2 separate regions of the Homo sapiens genome follow, and region 2 is linked to region 1. A link is a loop called in an ENCODE intact Hi-C map of the cell type or tissue named here. Cell type or tissue: GM12878. All regions are shown on one strand. Links, peaks and the distances in the headings refer to the core of each region. The heading gives the core; the rest is flanking DNA. Region 1 overlaps TNRC18 (trinucleotide repeat containing 18). Region 2 overlaps WIPI2 (WD repeat domain, phosphoinositide interacting 2).

Region 1 (12,806 bases), core at 1,902-9,901:
GCAATCCTCCCGCCTTGGCCTTCCAAAGTGCTGGGATTACAGGCTGTTTTTAACGTGTATTATCTTATTACTAGTATATATTACTTGTTGCCCCGTCTGCCCAAAAAAGACACCACTGAAGTGTATATATGTTGCAAGTTCCTCTCCAGTGACCCTCCTACCAACTCCACAGAGTCAGCTACTAGTAACAGCATGGTGTATCCTTCTAGAACTTTCCACAAGCACACACAACCGTGTAAATATGAAGGCTACGCAGACACAACCATGCACACACAGTATTTTAAAAAAAAAAAAGTGGGAATTTACCAACAGTCCTGCTTTGCAACGTTTCCCCTCAACATGACTGATACATATGAAAGGAGCTTCATTTTAACAGCAGCCTATTGAGCCAAGGTATGGAGAAACCCTAATGCACTTACTTTAACCACCCCCGCGATGAGAAGGGCCTGTAGGCTGCCTCCGTTTTTTCACTCTCTGTTTTGTTGTTGTTTTTGAGACAGGGTCTGGCTGTGTTGCCCAGGCTGGAGTGCCATGGCACAATGACAGCTGACTGATAGCCTCAACCTCCTGGGCTCAAGCAATCCTCCTGCCTCAGCCTCCCAAGTAGCTTGGACTACAGACATGTACCGCCATGCCCAGCTAAAAAATCTACACTTTCTAAAAGGGACACGTCTAAAACAAATGGCCATTAGCTGGGCATGGTGGCGGGTGCCTGTAATCTCAGCTACTCGGGTGGCTGAGGCAGAATCATCACTTGCACCCGGTAGGCGGAGGTTGCAGTGAGCCGAGATCGCGCCACCACACTCCAGCCTGGGCAAAAAAGAGCAAAACTCCGTCTCAAAAATAAAATAAAATTAAGGAAAAAAAAAAAAAGGCCAGGTGCAGTGGCTCCTGCCTGTAATCCCAGCACTTTGGGAGGCCGAGGCGGGCGGATCACGAGGTCAGGAGATCGAGACCATCCTGGCTAACACGGTGAAACCCCATCTCTACTAAAAATATAAAAAAGTAGCTGGGCATGGTGGCACACGCCTGTAGTCCCAGCTACTCGGGAGGCTGAGGCAGGAGAATCGCTTGAACCAGGAGACGGACGTTACAGTGAGCCGACATCGTGCCACTGCACTCCAGCCTGGGCGACAGAGTGAGACTCTGTGTCAAAAAACAAACAAACAACAACAACCACCAAAACAAATGGCCAAGGCCAGGAGAGGTAGAAAAGTAATAAATAAAGATAACAATGGTCAAATGCTACCAAGACAACAACAGAAGTCACAGCGTCCATATCCAAAATGAAAGTCAAAGCAGAGAGCATTAAAAGAAACAAAAAATGGTATGTTCTAGGGAAAAAGAATATACAGTTTAATCCCCATTTTGGGGGGGAAAAATATATATGTGTGTGTTTGTGCGTGTGTGTGTGTGTGTGTGTGTGTGTGTGTGTGTGTGTGTCTGTGTGTTTTATTTTCTTGTTGCTGCTGAACTCTTTAATGCAAGTCATCCTTCTGGAATCAGAGGCATCTTAGGCGCTGAAAGAATGTTAGTGGCGCTGTCCCCTTATCTCTGGGATCCGTCATTAAGCAGATAGCTGCAGCTCCTGGTACATGTCCCTGCAGCTGTACCCACAGGGAAACAAAAGGAAATGACAGCAGAAAAAAAAAGGCCTGAATGGATTTTTCTTTTCTTTATCTTCCAAATTACTGTTATAATCAGATAAAGCCAGTAACTGTTTCTTTCCCTTTGATCTGAAAACCCACGGCTGGGTGCCTTCCCCTACTTTTTTGTAAAAAAAACATAAAGTAAATAAGAAAATAACTTCCGACGTGATAGAAGTTCTGTATGCAAAACAGAGACGCTGCCTGCTTTGGTAACTATGACAGCAAAACACCATCACCACCCAAACCACCAACCGCCAGCAGGGTCAGTGGCAGGAGACAGGCAGGCAGTGGGATGGCATTCAACCATTTAAAAATACTGACAGCCAGGCGCGGTGGCTCACGCCTGTAATCCCAGCACTTCGGGAAGCCAAGGCAGGCGGATCACTTGAGGCCAGGAGTTCGAGACCAGCCCAGCCAACATGGTGAAACCCCGTCTCTACTAAAAATACAAAAATTAGGCGTGAGGGCACGAGCCTGTAATCCCAGCTACTCTGGAGGCTGAGACAAGAGAATCACTTGAACCCGGGAGGCAGAGGTTGCAGTGAGCTGAGGTTGCACCACTGTACTCCAGCCTGGGCCACAAGAGTGAGACTCTGTCGCAAAAAACAAAAAAAATACTGATGTCCAGGTGTGGTGGCTCACGCCTGTAATCCCAACGCTTCGGGAGGCCAAGGCAGGAGGACTGCTTGAGCCCAGGAGTTCAAGACCATCCTGGGCAACATAAGGAGACCCCACCCCATCTGCACGAAAATAATTTTTTTTTAATTAGTCAGACGTGGTGGTATACACCTGTAATCCCAGCACTTTGGGAGGTCGAGGCAGGAGGATCACTTGAGCCCAAGAGTTTGAAACCAGCCTGGGCAACACAGTGAGACCACCTTCCCCGCCGCCGCCTTTTTTTTTTTTTTGAGACAGAGTCTCGCTCTGCCACCCAGGCTGGAGTGCAGTGGCACAATCTCGGCTCACTGCAACCTCCGCCTCCTGGGTTCGAGCGATTCTTCTGCCTCGGCCTCCCGAGTAGCTAGGACTACAGGTGACCGCCACCACACCCGGCTACTTTTTTGTATTTTTTTAGTAGAGGCGGGGTTTCACCATATTGGCTAGGCTGGTCTCGAACTCCTGACCTCGTGATCCACCCGCCTCGGCCTCCCAAAGTGCTGGGATTACAGGTATGAGCCATTGCGCCCGGCTGAGACCACCGTCTCTTATTAAAAGAAAAATTAGCAAGGTGTGTTGGTGTGCCACTGTGGTCCCACCTACTCAGAGGAGACTGAGGCAGGAAAACTGCTCGAACTTGGAAATTTGAGGCTGCAGTCAGCTACAATCACCACTGCACTCCAGACTGGGAAACAGAGCAAGACTCTGTCTCTTATAAATAAATACAATAAAAATATTGATAGAAGGCCAGGCGTGGTGGCTCATGCCTATAATCGCAACACATTGGGAGGCTGAGGTGGGCCGATCACCTGAGGTCAGGAGTTCGAGACGAGACTGGCCAACATGGCGAAACCTTGTCTCTACTAAAAATACAAAAGTGAGCCGAGCATGGTGGTGAGCGCCTGTGATCCCAGCTACTCGGGAGGCTGAGGCAAGAGAATCGCTTTAATCTGGGAGGCAGAGGTTTCAGCGAGCCAAGATCTCACCACTGTACTCCAGTCTGGGCAGTAGGACAGATTCTGTCTTTAAAAAAAAAAAAAAGATAGAAAATAAAAGTAAAAGCCCATCCCATGTGGCAGTACACATGATATAACACAGACTGAACTAAGTCTGAAAAGCAGAATACAGCCAGGAGCGGTGGCCCACAACTGTAATCCCAGCACTTTGGGAGGCTGAGGTGGGCAGATCATTTGAGGTCAGGAGTTCAAGATCAGCCTGACCAACATGGTGAAACCATGTTTCTACTAAAATACAAAAATTAGCTGGGCATGGTGGTGGGCACCTGTAATCTCAGCTACTTGGGAGGCTGAGGCAGGAGAACTGCTTGAACCTGGGAGGCGGAGGTTGCAGTGAGCCGAGTTTGTGCCACTGCACTTCAGCCTGGGCGACACAGTGAGACTCCGTCTCAAAAAAAAAAAAAAAAAAAAAAAAAGGATAGCTATCTGTCCAAGGTTACAGCAGGGAATGATCAATAGAGTTGGGCTTTGAACACTGGGGACGTAGCTTTAGCTTCAGTTCTGGCTCCTTAACCACTGGACTACATTGCCTCTTTGGGCCTTTCCCAAGAGTTCCTTCTGTTGGAGGCCCAGGGTTTCCAATTCCTGGCATCTGAACAGCTGAATACCCAGCTATTATATCCAGCTATAATACCAGAGGCTCACCCAGTGTCTGCCTTTTGATACTGTAGCAGGAACCTGGAACAGAACAGATTCATTGTTGACAAATGGAGGCTCAGACACCCAAGGAAAATCACCCCACATCTCAGCATCCCAAGAACAGACACTGTTAATGTGTGGTAGGTGCCCCCCAACACACCCAGCTAATTTTTTTATTTTTAGTAGAAACGGAGTTTCACCATGTTGACCAGGCTGGTCTTGAACTCCTGACCTCAGGTGATCTGCCCACCTCGGCCTCCCAAAGTGCTAGGATTACAGGAATGAGCCACTGCAAACAGCCTTTTTCTTTATTTTGAGACAGAGTTGTGGGTTCTGTTGCCTAGGCTGGAGTGAGGCAGTATGATCATAGCTCACTGCAGCCTTCACCTCCTGGGCTCAAGCAATCCCCCTGCCCCAGCTTCCAGAGTAGGTGGGACTATAGGCACTGATCACCACCACTCCCAGCTAATTGTTTTTTTGTTGTTTTTTTTTTTTGGTAGAGGCAGGGTCTTGCTGTGTTGCCCAGGCCAGTCTCAAAACTCCTGGCCTCAAGGGATCCTCCCACCTCAAAGTGCTGGGATTGCAGGCGTGAGCCACCGCAGCCAGTCTGGTGCCTGTCCATATGTGAGCCACCTATAGAGAGCGGTTCATAGGAGAAACCCACTTCACACAGTCCTGCATGGTAAGTGTGTGAAGTGAAGGGGTTAGAACATGTCTGGGCCTACTATGTGCTACCTGGTAGCATTATTATTTTATTTTTGGAGACAGAGTCTCACTCTGTCGCCCAGGCTGGAGTGCAGTGGCACAATCTCAGCTCACTGCAACCTCCGCCTTCCGGGCTCAAGAGATTCTCCTGCCTCAGCCTCCTGAGTAGCTGGGATTACAGGCACCCGCCACCATGCCTGGCTAATTTTTGTATTTTTTAGTAGAGACAGGATTTCGTCATGTTGGCCAGGCTGGTCTCAAACTCCTGACCTCAAGTGATCCACCCACCTTGGCCTCCCAAAGTGCTGGGATTACAGGTGTGTGCCACCGTGCCCGGCTGAATCATTATTATTATTGTGACTAATTGTGACACCTGTCCTGCAAGGCCTTCAAAAACCTGAGATGGCCTCTGCCACCAGGAGACAAGAGCACAAATCCAAGGTGCCTATGGATGGTGCTTACACTGGCCCCTTCCTCACTACTACCCCTTTGTCAGGAAATCAATGTGACTCTCATCTTTTTTGTGATCTTCTCTAGAATGTCACCCTTATTTGAGGGTTCCTCCTATATCAAGGGCTCAGGGTGGAGAGGTATTTTGACAGAATACCGTCAAAACCTAGCTGTTAAGTCTGAACGCATCCAAATAGGAGGAGGAAGCAACTGGCCCTCAGCTTCCTAGTGGCCAGTGCAAAAAGGGTAACAGGCCCGATTATAAAGTTGTCTAAAAGCAAGTTTTCTTAATCTGGGGTGTTCATAGAGAGAATTTAGGAAATCTGTAAATGGGTAGGAAAGAAAATCCCACCTGCATTTTCACATTTTAACCTCTAAAAAAAAAATGGGGTTTTCCTTCAGGTGAGAGTGGAGGCCACAAACCACAAAAGTACCAGCAGCGCCGGTGAAACCACAGAGTCTTGCAGCAACGGAAACCACAGAGACTTGCAGCACACAATAGTTACTCCAGGGACCTTAAAACATCCTTTACACTGCTTCAGAAGTACAGCACTAGCCGGGTGCAGTGGCTCACGCCTGGAATCTCAACACTTTGAGAGGCTGAGGCAGGAGAACAGAGTTTGAGACCAGCCTGGGCAATGCAGCAAGACCTTGTCTATACTTAAAATTTAAAAATTAGCTGGGCACGGTGGTATGCACCTGTAGTCCCAGCTACTCAGGAGGCTGAGGTGGGAGGGCTGCTTGAGCCCAAGAGTTCAAGGTTGCAGTGAGCCATGATCACAGCACTGCACTCCAGCCTGGGTGACAGAGTGAGACTCTGTCTCTAAAATATAAAATAATAAAATTTTAAGTACGGTATTTACTAGACCCATTGGCAGATGTGTTTATTAATTAAATACATCCCTAAAGGAATGTATAGGTACCATATCACAGAAGGGTCTTTTCAATATTTTGATAACTATGGTCACTATCACTGTCTTCCTTTGGGGTCCCAGGTATCTTATTCACTTTTTAAAGTCGTCTTCTGAGACAGGAGAAAAGAGAGTAAGGACCTCTGTAAGATACGGGTGGTCAAGCATGGTGGCTCATGCCTGTAATCTCAGCATTTTGGGAGGTTGGGGCAGAAGAATCACTAAAGGTCAGGAGTTCAAGATCAGCCTGGGCAACATAGCGAGATCCCCTCTCTACAAACAATAAATTAGCCAGGTGCAGTGACATGTGTCTGAAGATCCAGCTATTTGGGAGGCTGAGGCAGGAGGACTGCTAGAGGCCAGGAGGTAAAGGCTGCAGTGAGCCATGATCAGGCCACTGCGCTCCAGCCTGGTGACAGAGCAAGAGTTGACTCTTAAGAAACAAAGGAACAGGTGCCCAGCTCCTGCTGTGGCTAAGTCCTAGCAGGGGCTCCGGGCGGGCCTGGAGCCGAGTACATGGTTATTAACAGTGAAGCCGCTTCCCTAGGCTGGGAGGGGAGAGGGCCCCTCCCTCACGGAACCCCAGGGACCCTTCTGCGGCACCCCCTCCCAGCGCGGCCCCTACCTTCCTGGGGTCCTTCCTGTCCTTTGCACGCCCGGCGTCCTTGCGCGGGCTCAGGGGGCCGCCCTTGGCGCAGCGGCTGGTCTTGGTGGCGGGCGCGGTGCTGACGGGCGCAGGTGCAGCAGCCGAGGCGTCGTGCAGGAAGATGCGCTCGCTGCGGCGCCGCGTCCACAGGTCGTCGTCGCTGGCCTCGGGCCCCGCCTCGAAGCCAGGCTCCTTGGGGCCCCGCAGCTTCCGGGCCTTGCGCCCCTTCTCCACCGCCAGCTTGGCCTTGTCTGGGCTGCTGGGGTCGGGACCGCGGGCGCCAGGCGTGGGTGCGGCCAGGGAGGGTCCCGGCTCCCCCAGCCCCTTCTTGGGCCGCAGCAGCCCCGCAGGCGACCGCTTGCGCACCTTGACCTCGCTCTCTGAGTCGGTGTACTCGAACTCTGTGCCTGAACGCGGGAGGAGGGCGTGCTGGTCACAGCCTCGTGGGGACCCCTTCCCTCCCACCCAGCCACATGGACACCATTCCTCCCCGGCGGGACCTCCCCGCCAATGGCAGCGCTTCTGCCCGTTTCCAGGAGAGGAAACTGAGGCCCAGAGGAGAAAGACTCATCGGGACCACGCCTGTCCCTACGCCTGTCCCTACGCCGCCTCGGCTGCCCGGACGCTGCTCCCAGCCCCTTGCCCCATGGGAAGATCCTGGGCCCCTTGAGCTCCTCCAAAACCCCATGTGACTTGTGGAAATCCCAGAAGCCAGGGCAGCTGGGCAGGACGGGCCCCACACCTGCAGGGCAGCAGCCCTCTAAGGCAGGCAGGCGGGGAAACCCGCAGAGAATCCCCAAGCCCCGCTCGCCTTCTCTCCCCCGTTCTTGGTGCTGCCTGTCGGAACTGGGTGGTCCCAGGAATCGTCCACTCCCACTGCCCTCTCTACACGACATGGCCACCCCAGCAGCCCTCCTCCCACCCCAGGCCCCACCCATTGCACAGCCAAGGCCCTGCTTCCCTCTGTCCTGGATCCTGGGTCCCAGCTCCCGGGCTGCTTGAATGCACAGCCTCTGAGCACAGCCACCCAGCACTCGCCCAGCACCCACCATCCCCACTCATTCCCAGCTGCAAGCTTTGCTCTCTGCCATCCCCTATGCACAAAGCACCAGCTCCCCCGACCTCTCCTTGGAACGGCGCTAAGTCCTTCAGAAGGAGACCCACCCCACAACCCGGGAAGTCCTCTATGGCCGCACCTCTGTTGTCACAGGCAATGCCACACCTTCGCATTTCTGTCCATGCCCAGGTCCCAGCTTATCCCAGCCTGCCCTGACCCTGGGAAGCAGATCCGAGTTCTCTGGGATCTCCAGCTCAAGCCCCAGGTCAGAGCTGGTGTCCAGGAAAAGAGTGTGAGTGAGGCGTAGATGGCACTGCTCCCCAGGACAGGGGCTCCAAGGTGCCTTCACTCAGGGATGCAATCTCTATGACAGTCCCTTGCGTTAACAACCTCAGGGAGAGCCAGTGGTCTGCCTTAAATCCTCCAGCACAGGAGCCGAAAAGCCAAGGCCCAATCCCAGGCCTACTGACCCCGGGGGGCAGCCGTGAGAGGCTTGCTCTGCACTGCCCCGGTAGATGAAGCCACAGCAACAGGGGCTGGCGGGGGCTGCCCAGTGGGAAAAAGTCACCAGCAAAGTGTAATAATCCTATTAATTAACTTTTTTTTTTTTTTCTTGAGACGGAGTCTCGCTTTGTCGCCCAGGCTGGAGTGCAGTGGCGTGATCTCGGCTCACTGCAAGCTCCGCTTCCCGGGTTCATGCCATTCTCCTGCCTCAGCCTCCTGAGTAGCTGGGACTACAGGTGCCCGCCACCACGCCTGGCATTTTTTTTTTTTTTTTTAGTAGAGACGGGGTTTCACCGTGTTAGGCAGGCTGGTCTCGAACTCCTGACCTTGTGATCTGCCTGCCTCGGCCTCCCAAAGTGCTGGGATTACAGGTGTGATCATTAATCTTTTGCTAACAAGACTTTCCAACTTTCCACTGTGCAAGGAGGCAGCAAGGGGCTTTTGAGGCTGATGTGGGTGCAGGCCACAGGCATGAGCGCTCTGCTCTGGGTATGACAGAATGAGGTACCACCCCGTAACAGTCCCCCCAGAGATCCACTGGAACACCTGGCGTACGTAATCCTTCACAGGCCCATTGTGTATGGTGCAGGGAGGGACAGTAGACAGAGAGGAGGCTCACGTGGAAGGCAGAGAGTGAAGTCACAGGAGGCAGATCTCCCTGCACCCTCTACCCTGGCACTAGACACGGTCTTCTTGGCACACACAGCAGGGAAGGTGGGGCCCACATAGAAAAGAAATAGAGTCCCGCTGACCTCAGCACCAGGAAAGAGAAGTCTAGAAACTGGCAACACAGAAGAGAATAGAAAGCGAGCCAGTGGCCAGGCACAGTGGCTCACAACTGTAATCCCAGCCCTTTGGGAGGTCAAGGCGGGCGGATCACCTGAGGTCAGGAGTTCAAGACCATCCTGGCTAACATGGTGAGAAACCTGTCTCTGCTAAAAATACAAAAATTAGCCGGGCATGGTGGCGGGTGCCTATAGTCCCAGCTACTCGGGAGGCTTAGGCAGGAGAATCACTTGGACCCGGAGGTGGAGGCTGCAGTGAGCAGACATTGCACCACTGCACTACAGCCTGGGCCACAGAGTGAGAATCTGTCTCAAAAAAAAAAAAAAAAAAAAAAATTTGGCCAGGCACAGTGGCTCACACCTGTAATCTCAACACTTTGGGAGGCCAATTTGGGCAGATCACAAGGTCAGGAGTTCAAGACCAGCCTGGCCAACATGGTGAAACACCATCTCTGATAAAAATACAAAAATTAGCCAGGCATGGTGGTGGGCACTGTAGTCCCAGCTACTCAAGAGGCTGAGGCAGGAAATTGCCTGAACCAGGAGGCAGAGGTTGCAGTGAGCTGAGATCGCGCCACTGCACTCCAGTCTGGGTGACAGAGTGAGACTCCGTCTAGAAAAAAAAAAAAAAAAATTAGAAAGGGAGCCAGAGAGAGGTCCCCATGCTCTCTCTCTCCCCAGTGTCTCTAAATGGCCCTGAAACTACCTATACACAGAATAGACTCCAAGCAGCCCAGGGCTCAGCAAAAAGTGATCTGAACAGAGGCCAGAGATACCACCTAAGAAACTGGACTTCAAGTCCCACCAAGGAAATATCTGCTAAAACAAAGGAGATCATATTCACTGGAAAAAAAAAAAAAAAAAAAAAAAGGCATTCTGACTCTCCACAACCTCAGCCCCACAATGTCCAAGATACAGTCCGCAATTACTAGACAAGGCCATTCACAGTGGCTCACACCTATAATCCCAGCACTTTGGGAGGCCAAGGCGGGCAGATCACTTGAGGTGAGGAGTTTGAGACCAGCCTGGCCAACATGGCAAAACCCCATCTCTACAAAAAATACAAAAATTATCTGGGCGTGGTGGCATGCATCTGTAATTCCAGCTACTTGGGATGCTGAGGCACAAGAATTACTTGAGCCCAGGAGGCGGAGGTTGCCATGAGCAGAGATCACACCACTGCACTCCAGCCTGGGCAACAGAGCGAGACTCTGTTTTAAAAAAAAAAAAAAAAAATTACTAGACAAATGAAGAACCAAGAAAATGCATCACATTCCAGAGAGAAAAAAGAAAACCAACTAAACGTGACCCTGAGATGAACCACATGTTGGAAAGAACAGCCAACGATTCTGAAATCCTCAAAGAGGTGAAATAAAACTTGTTTTCAATGCATGAAAATTTCACCAGAGAAATAGGAAGGACAAAAAGAAACAACAGAAAAGAACCAAATGAACCAATTGTAAGTATAGAACTGGCTAGGCACAGTGGCTCACACCTATAATCCCGGAATTTGGGAGGCTGAGGCAGGAGGATCCCTGAGGTCAAGAGTTCAAGACCAGCCTGGGCAACATAGCAAGACTCTGTCTCTACAAAAAATACAATAATTAGCCAGTCATGGTGGCATGCACCTGTGGTCCCAGCTACTCAGGAGGCAGAGGTGGGAGGATCACCTGAGCCCAGGAGGTTGAGGCTTCAGTGAGCCATGATTGTGCTACTGCATTCCAGCCTGGGTGACAGAGCAAGACCCTGTCTCAAACAACACAAAGAAATTATAAAACTGAGAAGTACAATTTCAGAAATAAAAAATCCATGGAGGGGATCTAAGAGCTGAATGGATATGATTAAGAGAAAAGTAAGCGAGTGAGTTTATGAGTTTGGGTGTGGGGGAACCAGCCTCAGAGACCTGTCAGATAACAAATGGTAAAATGTATGTTAAACAGGAAAAGAAAGAACAAGAAAAAATGCTTGAATATTTGCTTTTCCTCAATAGCTGAAATCTTCCCAAATTTGATGACAAACAGAAACTTGCAGATGTTGGGTGTCAGATAAACACCAAGCAAAATAAACATCAACAAATCCGCCACGAGGCATGCCACAGTCAAACGGCTGACAAAGATAAACACGAACCCCCAGGAACAACAAGAAAAATGTAACCTATCACTTCCAAAACAATCGTCTGATTAATGGCGAACTTCTCATCAGAAACCAGAGGCCAGAAGAGAGCAGGATATCTTCTAAGGACTCAAAGAAAAAAAAAAAACTGTCAACCCAAAATTCTATATCCAGTAAAAACAACACTGAAGAATGAAGGTGAAATAGAAACATTTTCAGGTAAGAGAACACTAAGAGGCCGGGCATGATGGCTCACACCTGTAATCCCAACTACTCGGGAGGCTGAGGCAGCAGAATCACTTGAACCCAGAAGGCGGAGGTTGCAGTAAGTCAAGATCGCGCCATTGCACTCCAGCCTGGGTGACAGAGTGAGACTGTTTCAAAAAAAAAAAAGGAACACCAAGAAAATTCCTCACCAGCAGCTCTACAAGGCAAAACTGCTAAATGAAGTTCTTTGGGCTGAAACTGCAGGAAAACTGGAATCCTCAGACAAGAATGAAAAGCAACAGAAATAATAAATATCTGAATAAATACAAAAGACTTTGTTCACTTTTCCTCTCAATTTCCTTATAAGCCATTTAAATGATTAAAACTAAGTTTGTGGTCGGGTCCGGGGGCTCATGCCTGTAATCCCAGCACTTTAGGAGGCTGAGGCGGGTGGATCATGAGCTCAGGAGTTCAAGACCAGCCTGGCCAAGATGGTGAAACCCCATCTCTACTAAAAATACAAAAATTAGCCAGGCGAGGTGGGAGGTGCCTGTAATCCTAGCTACTTGGGAGACTGAGGCAGGAGAATCGCTTGAACCCTGGAGACGGAGATTGCAGTGAGCCAAGATCACGCCACTGCACTCCAGCCTGGGCGACAGAGTGAGACTCCATCTCAAAAAACAAAACAAAACAAAACTAAGTTTGTAACATTGTCTTTAGGGGTTGATACCATGTGAAAAAGTATTACATATAATATAAAATATGAGGTATGATATGGACTTACAAAGTTGCAAGATTTCTGTATTTTATGTGAAAAAAACATGGTAAGTGGATGTAAAAAGGAATGTATATTGTTATCTCTATTTTCTATTTTTAAAAATGACAAAATGATACTGAGAAAGCTAACAGGAAAATTAAAATGGAATTCTTAAACATATTCAAATAAATTTGTTTAAAAGGCAAGGAGAACCAAAAATTAGACAAAAAACTAAAGACTAAGACACTAATAAACTGAAAGGCAAAGCACGAAAAAGGTATACCACGCCAATTGTAACCAAGAGAGCTGGCGTGGCTATACTAATAACAAACAAAATAGACTTTTTAAGACAAAAATTGTTACTAGCAACAAAGAAGAACATTCTAAAATGATAAAAGGGGCCAGGCGTCGTGGCTCAGGCCTGTAATCCCAGCACTTTGGGAGGCCAAAGTGGGCAGATCATCTGAGGTCAGGACCAGCCTGGGCAACAGGTAGAGGTTGCAGTGAGCTTAGATTGTGTCACTGCACTCCAGCCTGGGCAACGCTGCACATTAAAAAAAAAAAAAAAAAAAAGAGCTCGGCACAGTAGCTCACGCCTGTAATCCCAGCATTTTGGGAGGCCAAGGCAGGCAGATCACGTGAGGTCGGGAGTTTGAGACCAGCTTGACCAACATGGAGAAACCCCGTCTCTACTGAAAATACAAAATTAGC
Region 2 (8,000 bases), core at 1-8,000, 110 kb before region 1:
GCCATCGTCAGCCTTAAAGCACCAAGGAAGCTAAAGGTTTGCCACTTTAAGAAGGGAACTGAGATCTGCAACTACAGCTACTCCAACACGATTCTGGCTGTGAAGCTCAACAGGCAGGTGAGCGCTGCCCCAGCTGGGTGTGGGCTTGTCTGTTGCTCCCTCCAGCACTCTGGGACAAGCCCACCCCACCGGCATGCCCCTCCGTCATTCCCTTGCTGCCTGGCCCCACGTTGCCGGGCACAGATCCTTGCCTACAGAGACCAGCTCTGTTTCCTCACCCACCAGCTTTGCTCAGCCCATTCCATTCACGACAAATGCCCGGGCCTCTGCCACACTGCTCCCATACAGGCGTCCCCGGCCCCACCCAGAGGGTGGATGGCAGTCTCTTTCACCTATTACCTGGTTTTGCTTTTATAAATGTTACTTAAAAAAAATATATTTGGCCGAGCACAGTGGCTCACGCCTGTAATCCCCACACTTTGGGAGGCCGAGGCGGGCAGATTGCCTGAGGTCAGGAATTTGAGATCAGCCTGGCCAACATGATGAAACCCCGTCTCTACTAAAAATACAAAAATTAGCCGGGCATGGTGGCAGGCACCTGTAATCCCGGCTACTCGGGAGGCTGAGGCAGGAAAATCGCTTGAACCCGGGAGTCGGAAGTTGCAGTGAGCCAAGGTCATGTCATTGCACTCCAGCTTGGGCAACAAGAGTGAGACTTCGTCTCAAAAAAAAAACTTACAGACTTTTTTTTCCTTTTGTAAATTGTTAGTTTAACTTTGAATTCAAGATGAAGGATTTATTACTTTATCTCCCCCTAAACTAATAAGACTGTCTGGCACAGAGGAAGGACGTGGTGGGTGGCATGTGTGCGTGTTTCACGCACGTGTGTGTGTCTCCCAGCTTGTGCTCACGCCCAGGGTAACAGCACCACCCGGGAGACCCCTGGCAATCTGATTCTGCCCGCACTCCCTGCAGGGAAAGCTGATTAGGCTGCTGGCTGTAGAGTGGACATGATGACAGCCAGTAGCTGCACCCTGAGATACAGTGACTAGGTGAAGTCACAGTAGAGACGTTCTTGCCTTACGCAGTTGAAACTAGGAAGTGGTCTGTTAACTGACATAGTTGGTTAGAATGGGAAATTATAAGACATCATATCTTGAGCATTTAAAAATTGTGTTCACGTCCAACTAATGTAGAGCTGGTCATCTTTCTTGCATAAGTTGTCTCAGCGATGCATCGTCTGCATGTCTACATTCATTTTCTTCCAAATGGAGCAGGAACTTGCAAAGTAATCTGAGTGCACAATAAAATGTTAGACCTTTTAAAACCCCCTTATTTTCATTTTACCTGTGCTGCACTCAGCATCAGTTTTAAAAAGCAAATCTTTCCAAATCTATTCACAGCACACTTGTCTTAGCTGTAGGTTAGCATTTGCCTAACACTAAACTAAATGGCCTGGTTAGAATTCCCAGTAGAGATGGGGTGAGTATGAGGGAGAGGTGCATCCGGCCTGGCTCCTTCTTGATTGTTGATGGAAAGCAGCTGTATCCTTGGCGCTTCTAACATTGGTCTGCATGGTGTTCTAGAAGGAACTAAGATTGTGAAGCCAACGCAGGGGTGGATCACCTGAGGTCAGGAGTCCAAGACCAGCCTGGCCAACATGGTGAAACCCCATCTCTACTAAAAATACAAAAATTAGCCAGGCCTGGTGGCAGTCACCTGTAATTCCAGCTACTTGGGAGGCTGAGGCAGGAAAATCACTTGAACCCGGAAGGCAGAGGTTGCAGTGAGCCGAGATCACACCACTGCACTCCAGCCCGGGTGACACAGCGAGACACTGACTCCAAAAAAATAAAATACAATAACAATAGAAGGAATGAGAGCGTCATAGTCCAGGAGTCAGTCAACTGGAGATTGGGGCAGGTATTGCACTGGCCGTTGCTTCACGTTTGGTTTCGTTTTGTCTCTCGCCTAGAGGCTGATAGTATGCCTGGAGGAGTCCCTGTACATCCACAACATTCGGGACATGAAGGTGCTGCATACGATCAGGGAGACGCCTCCAAACCCTGCAGGTGAGCTAACTTGTGAGGAGAGAATCCCATTTTTCTGATTTTGCCCTTGAAAGATAGCTATAGGTGAGAGAGATTTTTTCTTTTTATAGGTTCCGCAGATGAGACAGATTTTAAAAGTATTGATCCCAAACCAAGCTGCCTTCCTACTGATGCTGGTCATGTGACCACATAAGCTCATTGGTTTGATCAACTTTCAAGTTTGAGGTTACTGATCAGTTCAAACCAAAGGCCTTTAATCTCTTGACAATACTGGTATCACCTAAGGTGGGGATTTGGGGTTGCAGAACTTTCCTAACACAGCAAACAAGATTGTATCCAAGCTATTATTTGTTCCTAATGCTCTGTTAAATGAATGCTGAATTATGTCTGACATCCAAGAAGGAACTCTCAGGTGGAAGTTTGCATCTCGTCCTCCGTGTGTCATTTGCAGGCCTGTGTGCGCTGTCAATCAACAACGACAACTGCTACTTGGCGTACCCAGGGAGCGCGACCATCGGAGAGGTGCAGGTCTTCGATACCATTAATTTGGTGAGATGCCTTTCCTGCTCGAATAGCTCTCTAAAGTGTGGCTTTTTCCTGAAGAGGAGCACTGTGGTGTCCCTGGCATCCTGACTTGGCTCAGCAATACAACCGCTGCACTTTTTTGTTTGTTTGTTTGTTTTTGAGACAGGGTCTGGCTCTGTCGCCCATGCTGGAGTGCAGTGGTGCAGTCCTAGCTCACTGCAGCCTCAACCTCCTGGGCTCAATTGATCCTCCTGCCTCAGCCTCCCGAGGAGTTACAGTCATGCAACACCACACCCAGCTAATTTTTTATTTTTGTAGAGATGGAGTCTTGCTGGGTTGCCCAGGCTGGCCTCAAACTCCTGGCCTTAAGCCATCCTCCCGCCTCGGCCCCCTAAAGTGCTGGGACTACAGGCGGGTGCCCCGCGCCCAGCCCCACTGCTCTCTTCTCAGTAGCAGAGTAGGTCTGGCTCATTCTGCTTCTGGATCTGCTGCGGCGTTCAGAGCAGTGCTGAGCTCCTCGCCACGGGAATGTTTGAAGGAACATAGAAAACCTTAGGGATAAATTGCTTTGCTTTTTCTAAAGTTGGAGCAGCATTTCCTTGGATGCCCAGCCCCAGTAAATCAAGTGGGTTTGGCATTTGTTTGGACCGTAATGGTGTTTTAGGAACAGCTAATTGGCACTTGCGGACCAAGTGTCAGCCCTGGGGCGTGGGCGGTCACTGTGCGGTGGCCACTCTTTATTGGTGTCCCTTTTTCAGAGAGCTGCAAACATGATTCCGGCTCACGACAGTCCTTTAGCGGCACTGGCCTTTGACGCAAGTGGAACTAAACTTGCCACGGCTTCGGAGAAGGTGAGTCTGCTTTTCCCCGGGGGAGCACTGGTGCCAAGGCGTCCACAGACTTTTTCAGTTCTGTTCACACAGCCACCTTAGAGGCAAGGTCCTATACTTACCAGCTCCGGGAGAAGCAAAGACAGCCACCCACTTGTCAGGCCACAGGCGTGTACTGCCCGAGAGTGAGCGGAGCTTGCAGTGTGCCACTGGGACGGGAGAGCTGGTCCACATTTGTAGTAGAAAATACAGAAATGTCCAGAGGAGACAGAAGTGCCGTGTGTAACCACACCGCTCACCCAGTGTGTTTCTAAATGATGAAACTACCACATAACAGTAAAGAACCCAGACAGTGATGAAATGTGAAAAAGCAAAGACAGAATTCTATCCAGCCAGTCTGAACACATTTCAGTGTATTTCATTTTCTCTTTAGTCAACAAAATTGGGATCCTACTATGGGTATAATTTATCCTTTTTCACTCTGCATGACATTTGTCTAAGTTCAAAAACACTTGTAATGGCCGCGCAGTATTTAGTTGTGATTCATGTCAACATCACCCTTTTGGGACTTTGTTTCTAATATGTTGCTGCCGTAGGTAGTAGTGTATTTAAGTCATGTATCAATGTTTTATATGTATTTCTAACTATGAATTCAAGAGATTCCAGTAAGAAGAATGTCTGGCTTTAAAGGAGATGGCCTCTAAATGTCCCCGTGTACCTGTGACCGCGTGGCGAGGCTCCCTGGCCCCCAGGAGACTGAAGGCTCCTTGTTCTCTTCCTCATTTGGACTGTGCCTCTCTTTTCGTTTCAGTTCCTCTTTTCTTGAAAGTTGCGTCTTCCATTCTTCTGTCTTGAGGTCGCGTCTGTTCTCCCGCCTCCGTTTTCTCCGCTCTTCATTGGCCACCGATGACCTTTACTTTGATTTGGATATGATTTTGCTTCTCATTGAAATCCTAAAATAGCCTCCCCTTTCAAGCCATCTCTCCCCTCAAACTATTGACCAGAGAAGATACAATAAAACGTCGGCTCACTTCCTTAGCTTTCCTGCCTGGGCCTTTGTTCTTCAGTCTCACACCCGAGTTCTGTAATAATGATGTCACCGCTTATGGGTCACTTCTGGGTCGTGAATTATCCTGGATCTTTTATCTTCATTACCTCATTTGTTTCCCCTCAGCAAGGTAAACAGTTCTCTGTTTCATAGCAAGGGCTCAGAAAGGTTAAGCGGTGTGCCCGGGGCCGCCCAACTGGGCAGCAACAGAGGGGTCAGACTCCAAGTCTGACTTTGATTCTAATTATGCTAGACTATCCCAATAGCACCTTGTCCTTTTCTTTTCCCTTTGAAATGGCCCTGAAATTCTGTTACCCTTTGACTAATCAAAGTCTCACTGTTAATGTTTCTTTAGTAGCTCTTATAAAGGCCCAAAAGTACTTGATGGAATTTTAAGGCCCATAAAAATAGATTTTTTTTTTTCTGGACTATAAAGAGGAACCTTGATTGCTTGTACATGGAATGCTCTCATCTGTGGAGTGAGAGCAGCAAGGCCTTCCCAGCCCCGCTCTGTCCCAGGTGCTGAGGCCCCCTGAGGCCTGTGACTTAATCCTGCTTTCAAGAATCTTGCGGTCATGTGGCAACAAAACAACTCTTAATTAATTAGTATTGCACGGTAGACGTGCGCCACAAAATTATGTCTCATCTGAAAGTTTAGGCTGCAGAGGACAAAACCTTTGCCGTGGTTATTTTTGTATATGGATGCAGAAAATAGTTCATTCTCTAATTCTCAATGTTACAAGCTCAGTTTGTGTCCCTCCATCCAGAGAGAACCAAGTGTTCTCAAGTACCAGTTTTTTTTTTTTTTGAGACAGGGTCATGCTTGCTCTGTCACCCAGGCTGGAGTGCAGTGGCACAATCTCTGCTCTATGCAACCTCCATCTCCCAGGCTTAAGTGATCTTCCTACTTCAGCCTCCCAAGTAGCTGGGACTACAGGCACCTGCCACCACGCCCGGCTAATTGTTGTACTTTTTGTAGAGATGGGGTTTCACCCTGTTGGCCAGGCTGGTTTCAAACTCCTGAGCTCAAGCGATCTACAAACCTCAGCCTCCCAAAGTGCTAGAATTACAGGAGTGAGCCACTGTGCCTGGCCTATATTCTGATTTCTAATAGCTGTATACTATCCCATTGTATGAGTTTACCATAATTTATGTAAACAGTTCCTTGGTGTTCTACACTTAGGTCATCTGCTGCTTTTTGCTTTTTTTTTTTTTTTGAAACGGAGTCTTGTTCTGTCCCCCAGGCTGGAGTGCAGTGTGGTATGATCTCAGCTCACCACAACCTCTGCCTCCCAGGTTCAAGCAGTTCTCCTGCCGCAGCCTCCTGAGTAGCTGAGATTACAAGCGCGCGCCACCACACCCAGCTAATTTTTGTATTTTGAGTAGATGGGGTTTAACCACGTTGGCCAGGCTGGTCGTGAACTCCTGACCTCGTGATCCACCCGCCTTGGCCTCCCAAAGTGCTGGGATTACAGGAGTGAGCCACCACGCCCAGCCACTTTTTACTATTTACAAACACAGAGATAGTGCAGTGGCATGATCATGGCTCACTGCAGCTTCCACTCCTGGGACAACAGGAACGAATCATCAGGCTTAGCTGATTTTTTTGTTTTTTGTAGAGGTGGGGTCTTGTTATGTTGCCCAGGCTGGTCTTGAACTCCTGGACTCTAGTGTTTCTCCTGTCTTGGCCTCCCCAAGTGCTGGGATTACAGGCATGAGTTACTGCATTCAGCTTAGATAGTCTTTTCTTTCTTTCTTTCTTTCTTTTTTTTGAGACAGAGTCTCTCTGTAGCCCAAGCTGGAGTGCAATGGCGCGATCTCAGCTCACTGCAGCCTCCACCTCTGGGGCTCAAGCGATTCTCGTGCCTCAGCCTCCCAACTAGCTGGGACTACAGGTGCGTGCCACCACACCCACCTAATTTTTTTTTTTTTTTTTTTTTGAGACGGAGTCTTGCTGTGTCACCCAGGCTCAAGTGCAGTGGTATGATCTCGGCTCACTGCAACCTCCGCCTCCTGGGTTCAAGCGATTCTCCTGCCTCAGCCTCCTGAGTAGCTGGGATTACAGGCATGCGCCACCATGCCCAGCTAATTTTGTATTTTTAGTAGAGACGGGGTTTCACCATGTTGGCCAGGCTGGTCTGGAACTCCTCACCTCAGGTGACCACTCACCTCGGGCTCCCAAAGCTTGGGATTACAGGCGTGAGTCACCGCACCTGGCCCACACCCAGCTAATTCTTTTGTATTTTAGTAGAGATGGGGGTTTCACCATGTTGCCCAGGGTGGTCTCGAACTCCTCACCTCAGGAGATCTGCCCACCTTGACCTTCCATCAGCCTAGATATTCTTAACAGTTTTTATATTTAACAGTTTGAACCTCCTAAAATTTGTATAGTAGGAGGGTGAATGTTGAATAATTCTTCCTGCCCTGCAAATTTGGAATGCTACCCATTTTAAGGCCTTTCTTTCCATCAGTCTATTTCTTTTTGTGCTAATTTAATACCGTTATATCACTTGATAGTATTCTTTTAATATTAAAGCATTCAAAGTCCTGCTCGTTATTTTCTTGGCGCTTCTCTGTTTATTCCCCCAGATGTTCATGTCTGTCTCATCATCCACAGATCTGATATTAACTTGGGGGAAGTTGGCATCTTCAAGACACTTCCCATTAAAGCAGGCACATGCCGAGCTCCCTTGTATTCCTAGTTCTTTGTCTTAGTAAGATTTTCTTCATGTGCATCTTACCATTTGGTGAGTTGGGATTGACTCCTTATAAGGTAGTTGAGATTTCCAGCTAATCGGCTCTCTGGATCCGTAACTGAATTTAAAGTGGCAGGAAAGACCTTGGTGGGGTCCGAAGCCTCGTCAGACCACAAGGTCTTGCCCGTGTACCACACACAAATCCAGGCTTTTATTTTTTTTTTTTTTCCCCCCCCGAGATGGAGTCTTGCTCCAGAGCTGGAGTGCAGTGGTGCAGTCTCGGCTCACTGCAACCTCCACCTCCTGGGTTCAAGCGATTCTTCTGCCTCAGCCTCCCGAGTAGTTGGGATTACAGGCATGCGCCACCACACCCAGCTAATTTTGTATTTTTAGTAGAGACACAGTTTCTCCATGTTGGTCAGGCTGGTCTCAAACTCCTGACCTCTGATGATCTGCCCGCCTCGGCCTCCCAAAGTTCTGGGATTACAGGCGTGAGCCACCACGCCCGGCCCAGGCTTTTATTTTTAATAGTTTAAACTTCAGATGACTCAGAACAATAGAATGATATGCCACTTTTGCCCTGAAGACTGTTAGTGTTGAGAGTAAGTAGTCATTTAAAATAGGTTTAAAGAGAAGATTGAACATTAAGTCAACAATAGAACAGGGGAGTGTTTTTCTATGCTCGTGGCAAAAAGTGTGGAGATGATGTTCAAGGGGGGCCCTGGGGGACCCCAGACTCCTTGGTGGCCCAGGGCAGAGCTGTCCTGGAGATAGCCGTGTGGCGCATTTGCAGTCTGCTGTGAAAGATGGGAAATTCCTGTTTTAACTCAGCTCAAATTCTTCTTTTCTC

The links. Hi-C counts contacts between places; a loop is a spot of excess contacts. Peaks named below come from ENCODE experiments on the same cell type or tissue, not always from the same donor. Only the 100,000 strongest peaks of a DNase experiment are listed, where the experiment ranks them.
Region 2: a loop joins it to region 1, with 10 times the contacts of the local background. A loop is called at or near these places in 1 of 110 quality-filtered maps.

What each region holds. Positions count from the first base shown.
Region 1 is chr7:5,325,970-5,338,775 of GRCh38, forward strand. TNRC18 (trinucleotide repeat containing 18) reads right to left here. Exons shown (of 30, transcript NM_001080495.3): 19 at 6,653-7,080. Among named protein-coding and RNA genes, the nearest start is that of SLC29A4, 49 kb to the left of the region's middle. In GM12878, for the core only: no CTCF peak of the experiment used is centred there; a DNase peak (open chromatin) is centred at 5,582; H3K4me3 peaks cover 318 bases; H3K27ac peaks cover 290 bases.
Region 2 is chr7:5,214,588-5,222,587 of GRCh38, forward strand. WIPI2 (WD repeat domain, phosphoinositide interacting 2) reads left to right here. Exons shown (of 13, transcript NM_015610.4): 4 at 1-117; 5 at 1,976-2,072; 6 at 2,503-2,600; 7 at 3,335-3,427. Among named protein-coding and RNA genes, the nearest start is that of WIPI2, 28 kb to the left of the region's middle. RefSeq lists enhancers at 3,714-4,913, 3,772-3,851, 3,862-4,571. In GM12878, for the core only: no CTCF peak of the experiment used is centred there; DNase peaks (open chromatin) are centred at 3,570, 4,294 and 5,015; H3K4me3 peaks cover 1,108 bases; H3K27ac peaks cover 2,993 bases.